Regions from separate parts of the Mus musculus genome. Here region 2 is linked to region 1. Evidence: chromatin contacts called from ENCODE POLR2A ChIA-PET data. All regions are on one chromosome and are shown on one strand. Each heading gives the region's core, a stretch centred on a gene start or an enhancer-like site at or near the end of the contact. The rest is flanking DNA. Distances are from core to core; before and after follow the strand shown.

The links. ChIA-PET counts read pairs that join two places held with the same protein, here RNA polymerase II (POLR2A).
Region 2: POLR2A ChIA-PET joins it to region 1 with 11 read pairs in embryonic stem cell. The contact joins the promoter of Rab7 here to the promoter of Hmces in region 1. POLR2A ChIA-PET finds 5 or more read pairs at or near these places in 3 of 5 experiments (Patski and embryonic stem cell).

Annotation. Positions count from the first base shown.
Region 1 is chr6:87,911,680-87,916,624 of GRCm38, reverse strand. Hmces (5-hydroxymethylcytosine (hmC) binding, ES cell specific) reads right to left here and starts at 2,649. Exons shown (of 7, transcript NM_173737.2): 1 at 2,614-2,649; 2 at 1,930-2,134. The coding sequence starts at 2,112. It overlaps Copg1 (coatomer protein complex, subunit gamma 1), which reads right to left. Exons shown (of 24, transcript NM_017477.2): 24 at 3,030-4,453. The coding sequence ends at 4,323.
Region 2 is chr6:88,042,830-88,047,089 of GRCm38, reverse strand. It overlaps Rab7 (RAB7, member RAS oncogene family), which reads left to right and starts at 1,820. Exons shown (of 6, transcript NM_009005.3): 1 at 1,820-2,017.

The sequences.
Region 1 (4,945 bases), core at 1,400-3,899:
TGACTAGATGTACTGTGAAACTGTCTTCCAGAAATGGCACAGCTGCTGTCCCCAAGGACCCAAAAGCAGCATTGAATACTTGCACAGGACCTACTCAAGAATGGGCCATCAACACTCAGCCTTCCACCGTGGTTAGGAGAGAGCTCATGAAGCCCTAGCCCTCCCTGAGAAGCTATGGGCAGGTAAGATTGTGTGTGTGTGTGGGGGGGGCGGGCTCAAAGGTGCCTTCTTCTGGCCTCCACAGGCACTGTACATGTGTACATGTGGTACACAGACATTCATTCAGCAAAACATCTATGCACATAAAAAAAATATAAAATACTTTTAAATGTCAGTGACGTTTTGGTTGACAGTTCTACTGGTCACCTCTGAGTGTTTTCATCACTGCACAGAGCAACCCCAAACACGAGGGCAATGCATACAAAGTGGCCGAGAACCCGAGATACTGAAAGTATTGCTCAGTATTAGTCATCTTTTCCTCTACAGGTCTGACTCTGGAGTTAGAACAGCTGGTGGCACTGTGGTAGATGGAAAGAAAAAAAAGAGGAAGTACTTTGCAAATCAGTGGTTTCAGATACAAATATTGCTACCTATTCATATATGCTGGCAGTTGAACGGCTGAAATGTTCCTAATTTTATTTTAGAATTTGTAGATTTGAAAAAAAAAATGTATCAAATATTTACCAGATTAAGAAACCCTAGCAATCTAAACAAATCGTATTATAGATGTGCAGTCAAACATTACACGGGCAAACTCAAATGACCCAAAGGAGGGGCTATGTTTGCTAGGGACTCCACCTTCCCATTTCTGCTCCCCAAGATCCATCCACTGAACTAGGGACCCTGGTCTGTTCAGCAGTTAAGGCTACTTGCTGCACTTGCAGAGGACCTGGGTTCAATTGCAAGCACTCACATGGTAGTCTTTGGTAACTTCAGTTCCAGGGGATCTGAAGCTCTGACTTCCAAGGGCACTAGGTACACGCCTGATGCACATCCATACATACAGCAGGTAAAACATTAATACACATAAATAAATTGTTAAATTTTAAAAAAATCAAAAATATTTTATGTGTGCTAAGACTGACCCCAAGGCTATGAGTATATGACATATGTTCTGTATCTCCGAGTAATATCACTAGCCCCAGACACACTGATTTTTTCTTTACATCTATTCGTGTGTATGTGTCTACTCTCTTGCGTGAATGCCACAGACTGGGAGTGGAATCAGAAGGCAGCTTGCAAGAGCTGGTTCTCTCCTAACAGGCAGCAAGTGTTCTCACCCACTGAGCCAGGCTGCAAGCTCTGTAAGCTCCACAAATCAGTTTTTTGAGACACAGTTTTACTATGCAGCCTTGACTAGCCTCCAACTCAGAGATCTGCCTTCCTCCGGCCTCCTAAGTGCTGGGATGAAAGGTGTGTGACACCACACTTGGGTTTTTGCTTTTTTGTTTTTAATATAAGGACAGATGACGCTGATAAATCAGTAATACTTGAAAAATGCGATCTTAAAAAAAAAAAGAGAGAGAGAGAGAGAGAGAGTCAAGCGTGTCAGAGTGTACACACCTGTAATACAGGATTCTGGAGACAGGCAGATTTGCTGAAAATCTGAGGTCAGCTGGGCCTCTATAGGGAGTTCCAGGACCGCCAGGGCTACATTCATAGTTAAGACTCTGTCTCAAAAGAATTCTTAAATGTATTCAGATATGAGGTTCACATAATTTGGGCATACATTCAAACAGTTTAACTGACCCTGAAGAATGCTGACTTATTTCTTGCAGAGACCCAGAGGGATTAGGGCCTTAATGTATCTGTAAAGGCTGCTTTTCGGGTCATTCCGGAGGCTGGGCAGATGGCGGCACATGGGTCACGAGTCAGATGGCCACGGCGATGCTGGCCCAGAAGCTCCGATGGTGCTGACACACTCCTTACCTTCTCAAAGTGCAGTCTGGAGAGCAGCACGGGGCTGCTGGACTGCGGGCTCTTGTTGTAGGAGGGGCAGTACTTGTCGGGGTCCCTCCACTGCGGGAGCCGCCGCCGGCCCTGCCGATCCTGATAGGCGCAGGCCCTGGTGAGAACCTCTCTGGGCAAGTGACAGGACGTTCGCCCGCACATACTTCAGCGCTGCCGCTCAGACCTAGAGAAAGTCACAAAACCCTAAGGTTCTCCTCCCTAGGTCACGCCAATCTCCCCGCGAAGCCACATCTTCCGCGGAGGCTCCGTTAGGTCAGCCAGTCCCGGCCACTGCGGGGCCCACAGTCCCCAAGCAGGCCCTCGGGTGGCGGGCGAGAAAGAAAGCCGCTCCTCCCAGGTTGTTTCCCACGGACGCAGCAGGGAAAGGTGAGAGCGCTCGGCTTTGACGCCAGCGACACTCGCGGGCCGCGGCCACCGCACTACCGCCCCGCGGGGACACGCTCAGGTCCCGGGCGGGGCCTTGTCGGCGCCAAGGCTCCAGCTCGGAACGTGGGCGGTCCTCGCCTGCCCGCCCGCCGGCGTCCCCTCCGCCGGGTCCTCTCTTCCGCCCGCTAGCTTCTCCTCAGCGCGGCCCTCCTCCCGCCCGCCCGTCCGTCCTCATCCCCTCAACGAGGCCCTCCCCACGCGCCCGCGTCCTCTCACCGCCCGAGGGTCTAGTCCACCCTTCCTCGCAGCTAGCGTCCGCCTAAGAGACGCCCGTCCCGCTCCTCGGTAACCCCGCCCCGCCCCCGACGTGACGTCGCGCCGTCGGGGTTCCCTCCCCACAGGTGGGGGTGTGGCTAGGTGAAGCAAGACAAAATGCACTGACCTGAGACAGGCACCCCAGGAGGCCTCAGGGTCCCCCTTCCCAGGCCGGAATCTGAAGCCAGAAAACCTGTGCTGCCCACCCTCAATGTGTAAGGCCATCCGAATTGAGACTCTCTAGCTATTCCCACAAACCCCTAAGGGTCAGGAAGCCCCACCTGGTTTCCTTTTTAACATTTGTGTGTGGGGTGTGTGCAAGCCTTTAAATAAAACTAGAGTAAGCTGTAATCTTCACAAAAGGAGGCTGACACCAATTTCTTTAATGAAGTTTATTTGAATGGAATGGCTTCCAGGCTATGACCAGGCCTGGGAGTAGAAGGGGAGGGTATTAGGCAGGAAGAATACAGTCAGGAAGGGCTAAGCAGGATGTGGCCTTGAAGGTCAGGCTTTCCTTTAAAGCCTGGAGAGGCCTTCATAAAGGGATGGAATGAGGCAGAGAGGCCAGGCAAGAGCAACTGCTCAGTCCCCAGGAGAGGGATGGAAGGTGGGGGACAGAGGGATGTCTTTAGGGAGCAGCCTTCAGGTCACCTACTTGAGAAAACCCCCCAAATGAGAAATCTCTTTATAACCTGTTAGGAAGTTTCACACCACGTTACTTAGTTCACCACTGCATGCCTGACCAAGTACATGGTGGAGCCAGGACCAGTCATGAAATAGGCCATAGCTAAAACAGCTTAACGATGCTCAAGTGTAGCCTGATGTCTTCATGTTATGGGATTCGGCTTAAAGGTGCAGGCCTCTGTTCTAATGTGTACATGTGCATGTGCATACAGTATACAGGTGTGCATGAGGTTAGGCGGCAACTATTGCAAAATGGTCCTCTCCTTCTACCAAGTGGGTAGTCCGTCCTGATAGGTACCTTTACCTGCTGAGCCATCTGAGTAGCCTCACAGGAGGTCCAGTTCTTCAAGTGTTTCCAACAGTTTAAACCACCTGATTTGAGTTTAAAGCCCAAGCCCTGAAGCATCCCCTAGGATTTCTTACTCCAGCCCAAAAGGAATGCAGATACTGTTTTTCCCACTCATAGACCCAGAGCAGATCATGACACCCTCTAAGGACCTTTGGACACCCATCCATCTACAGATGCCTGTAGATGAGTGGCTTACCAGACCTGCTAGCTGTTGTCATTCGGCTAGCCTTTAACCCCACCCTAAGCTTGGCACTGACAGTCCCGAGGGGCTATGCACACGCTCCATTTGGTGAAGGGAGGCCTCAGGGAGAAGTGGAGGCCCTGAGCACGAGCCTGCAGAAGCAGCAGTTATTCAAGAAATACATGCTGACTTATCATAGGGATGAGACGGTTTCTTTGAGTATAAATATTAAGAGAAAGTCTGAACATTTTATTCATTTGTCTCTCCTTGCAGGCATGGTGACAAAATCTACCCTAGCATTCCTGAATGATAGGATGGAATTAAAAAAAAAAATCTGTATTGACTCTTGATTGTTTCTTAACACAGTGGTCTGGGGAAGGGTTTCCACCGGCTTCACAGGGAAGAAGTGGCTTCGACGTAGTGTTGGACAAGATAGGAGTGGGGCTTAGGCCACCTCTAGCCCACGGATGCCAAGATGATATCTACTGGCAGCTCCTCTGAGCTTCTGGCTGTCACCTGCATCGTCACTGTGTCCAAAAGCAGAAGCCGAGAACGCACAAGGATGTCATGACCACCCCGGAATACTCCTGTAAGTGAGAGGAAGCAGAGTTTTGTGAGGCTGAAGGAGGCTGTGCTGAGAGTGACACATGATCAACACCCCCACCCCACCCCACTCCACCCCACCCCCACCGCACACACTGAGGCACAACTGGGAGGCCTGGACAACTCTCACTGCTTCCCTGAGCTCTGGAACCCTTAAGGACATAGTGCTGCAGTAACTATCAATCACTGCATACATCACTAACTATACATCACCTGAGCCTCCTGCCAGGCTCAAGTGAACGCTCGGGTATGTAAGGCTTATACCTCATATTAGAGGCTCACAGACAGTGGCTGAATCTGAGAGTGTGGATGAGGGGGCGAGCCCTATAAGAAAAAAACCACAAAGCAGTTGTCTGACAGACCCAGGGGACTGAGTTGCTTCATCAAGGCCAGAGTGCTCTGCTGAGCACTCACTGAAGCAGAACGCCTTCCCAACCATGTTTGTAAACACACCCAGCCCCCAACTCCCAAAATAA
Region 2 (4,260 bases), core at 571-3,070, 130 kb before region 1:
TCACTTTGTAGACCAGGCTAGCCTCGAACTCAGAAATCCGCCTGCCTCTGCCTCCCGAGTGCTGGGATTAAAGGTGTGCACCACCACACCAAGCTGTTTGTTTGTTTTGAGACAGGGTCTCTCTAAGTACCCCTGGCTGACCTTGAAATCACTTTGTTGACTAGACTGGCTTTGAACTCACAGAGATCTACCAGCCTCTGCCTGCTGAGTACTAGGATTAAAGACATGAGCCACCATACCTATCCACTTTCTATCTAGTTTTATCCACCCCCATACCCCCTTTTTTTTACTTGTATGAGTGATTTGCCTAAATGTGTATATAAAGACAACTTGTGCATGCAGTGCCCGTGGAGGTTAGAATAGGGCATTGGCTGCTCTGTGAGTTACTCTAGGGGAACTAAAGTCAGAAGAGATGAAAAGCAGACACAGTTCCTGTTGGGCCTCATAGTTGTCTCCCACTTTCCTCCTTGGGTCTAGTGTATCACTGCTCTTAGCCACATGCAGCTTTGCTTCCAAACTGCTGGTCTATCTGCCATGTGGAGGCTGATGCTATATCCAACATGAGGTAGAGAGACAGGGCCTGAACCAGCTTCCTGCATCCCTACAACTGTGGAAAGTCTGACTGGACCACCAGATTCATATGGGTCCTACTATCCGGTCAAATTTTAATAGATAACCCAGATAACTAGTTGCTGAAATTTGTACCCAGCAAGTATGTGTTTTTTTTTTCCCCAACAAGAACCAAGAACTGTCACATATACATCTTTGCACCCTACTTTGTCACTTCATATTTCTTGAAGATTTCACTTTGCATATGAATATACATAGACTTCCTTTGTTCATATCTTAGTTTCAAAGTATTCAGTCAAATGGCCAAGTAATAATTAACTAATGATTGAAACTGAGCAAACTCCTGTGTGTGTGTCTATTATATCAAATGGTGAGGATCTTGGCAGAAAGGTCTTGTTTTCCCCTATTCCTTAGGACCTACAAACCTTCTCTATTCCTTATATGCTAGAACATGTACTAGTGTTGTGGGGTATTCACCAGAAAAGACTACTCAGATATGGGTTTAAGCTAAGAAATGGCAGCTGGTTACTGCACTGGGTGTTCAATACCCCAGGACAACCTGAGTCTTTCTCAGGGTGAGCTTTTAAGCACACAAAAAAACATGTTCTGGGTTGACATACTTCAGTTAACAAGAACTGTCAGCCATAAACAGAACTACAGAAGCTAAAAAGCAAGGTTAGTACATTTTGAGACTTCCCCAGAAAGATATGGACTTTGATGGATTAGGCCTTTGTTTTAGTTTTGGTGGGCGTGACACTAAAATCAGCCTCATGTCTCTTCAGTTCAGCAACTCCTTAGCTCTCTTTCCATTTTCCTGAACCATCTGCCCTGCACAGGTAGCTCCTATTTCATCACTGGGTCTCCAACACTGGGGACACTGTAACTGATCATTTCCATCCACATTAGAGATTGTACCCAGTGGACTCAGAAGACCCTAGACTATACCCTGCCTGATACATGGCTGACTGACTAGCGTGTTCCAGAGGGGGACACTCTGGAAAGACCAAGTGACTCTCCCTCCTTTAGCTCTGTTTATAGGAGCGGGGTGGGATGAGGGGGGGGGACACCACTGCATTATCAGTTCTTGGCCCAATATGGTGCGCTCCAGCTTCTGCACAGCCTTCAAAGATGGCAGCCCCCATCTAGAAACGGCCATATTTAAGCCCCAGATGCCAGGCTAGGGCCTGACGCGACCGGAACGTGACGCAAGGTGGAGGTGGGGCTCCTCCCTCCAACCCTGGCGTCGGGCGTCTCGTGACAGACACTTCCGCTCGGGGCGGCGGCGGTGGCGGAAGTGGAAGCAAGGCCGGAGCTTTGACCATAAAGCCCAAGGCGGCGGCGTTGGCGGCGGTGTTTGGGGCCGGGCAGCTCCGAGGAGCCTGCTGGAGCCGGAATCGGACGTCTCTGTTGCGGCCTGCGTTGTGTCTCCTCCTCCGTTGACCCTGCGGTGAGCAGCGGGCCCCGGCCGCCCTTCCCCCGCCGCCGCTTGGGCCTCCGGGCCTGGCGTCCTCGGCGAGCCGAGCGCCGAGCTGGGCCGGGCCAGGCGGGGCGGCGCCCGGCGGGCGGAGGGCGATCGGCGATCGGTGGGTGGCGGGTACGGGATCCTCGGGCTGGGCGCGTCCCCACCGGCAACCTGCTGGGTGGGAAGAGCTACCGGCCGGCCGGCCACCGAGGCAGTGCTGCCAGGCGCGTCACATGCCCCGGCCCGCCGCCGGCACTGGGAGACAGGAGCTTTCAGGGTCCTGCAGGGTAAATCCCGTTTCCGAAGTTCCGGGAAGAAGGACCTCCCGAGTGCCTTTCAAATGGCCTGATGTCCTCCTGGCTCATAATCGTGCCGATGTTGAGAGTAAGGTTGTGAAGATTTGAGATTTCTCGGCTGCTGGGCTGCGTGGCAAGACCGCACAAATTGCCCTGTTCTCCCAACAGCCCCTCCGAAGCACCGAGGCAGTGCCTACTTACAGAGAAAGCGAAGAACAGAGAGGCTAAGGCACTCGACCAAGGTCACACCGCTGATAAATTTCAGAGTGAGAGGTTGAAACATAGGCAGCTAGACTACTTAGCACTTACTGGCCTCTGGCCTCTTGTACTTTAGATGCCCCCAAAGCCTGCCACCTGTTATCTGCCATCAGCACCCCCCTCCACCTCCTGTCTAGTGATGTCATTTGAGAGCCTCTTAGTCCTACCTTAAAGCCATGTTGTATTTGTACTTGTGACTTACAAGGCATATTACAAGGCATATAAGGTAGTGTAGTGTCATCAAACCAGAAGATCTTGAATTCTGGCAAGGTATGTATTGGATTTGAATAGGTTTCTTAGCCAGCTCTTTTCCTTGAGTCAGGTCTGGCATGCCTACTGTGTGCACCTTTCTACAAGAATTTCTACAACAACCTAACCTGTTGACTCTTCACCGTTGAAAATCTTGTGTTTTTGGTTTTCCAAAGAATAAACTCTTGTCTCTTTCTTGTGACTTCAGCAACTGATACCCACATGATTGAGTTAATAAAATCTCTTGTTGGCATATTTCTCTTCGATCTTGGTAATATTGGATCAGAATTGAGTGTAAGAACTGGAAAGTGAATTATAACTACTTCTGAAGCTGGCCAGACTAAAGTTTGGTGTCCTTGGTTGTCAATAGTTTAGTTTGCTACCCGGCCTGGTATACTTACGGGCTGTAAACCTATGTAATGAGTTTAGAAGAGGAATCGCTAAACGTGATTCCCTTTTTGTTGTATGATATTTTTGTCCTCCCTCGAGGGGAATTAGATGCCACTTCGTCCAGTGCACTGTCATGTGTGAGCAGAGGCTGGAGAAGACAAGTGGCTGGCACCTTCATTTGGGAGATGTTTTTCTTCCACATGTGTGTCAGGCATTACTGGGTCCTGACTCAGGGAAGAAGGCATGGCTGGGTTGTGTCCTCAGAGAATTGTAAAATGATGAGTCTCAGAGCCAGGAGCTGTTTAGGAAGGAATGACTCGGATGTAGAAAGAATCGGAGGCTTCTGCAAAAAGTAGTTTTTATTTTATTTTATTCCCTCAGGTGAATCAGATATCCAGATGTGTATTGTTCTGGCTAACTACTTGAAATATTTGCCAACTCTTTGTGTGTTGTGTATGCATGCACATGTGCATCTGTGTGGGCCTGAGGTGGGTATTGGGTGTCTTACTTTACTGCTCGCCTTTTTAATTTTTAATTATTTACTTTTTGAAGACAGGGTCTCTTCCCTGACCCTGGAGCCTATCCACTGCTAGCAGGCTAGCCAGTGAGTGCACGCATGCGCACACGTGCACACACGCATGCACACACGTGCACACACGCATGCACGTGCCCGAGGGTGTTGCAGATGCCTCTGAACCTACCCTTTTTCTTTTTCCTTCATTTTTGGGTTGTTTGTTTGTTTGTTTGTTTGTTTTTTTGGTTTTTCTAGACAGGGTTTCTCTGTGTAGTCCTGGCTGTCCTGGAACTCACTCTGTAGACCAGGCTGGCCTCGAACTCAGAAATCTGCCTGCCTCTCCTTTTCTTTTTCTTGATTTAAATGTGGGTCCTGGGATCTGTACTCAGGTCCTTACACTTGTCTGTCCGACAACTGAGCCAACCTCAGCCCCCATCTCTGTCAGCATTAGGTTTGCTCCTGTAAGAGAGGGCCATAGTCTGGTGATAGTCTGATCACCTCTTTTAAAGAGTAACCACCAG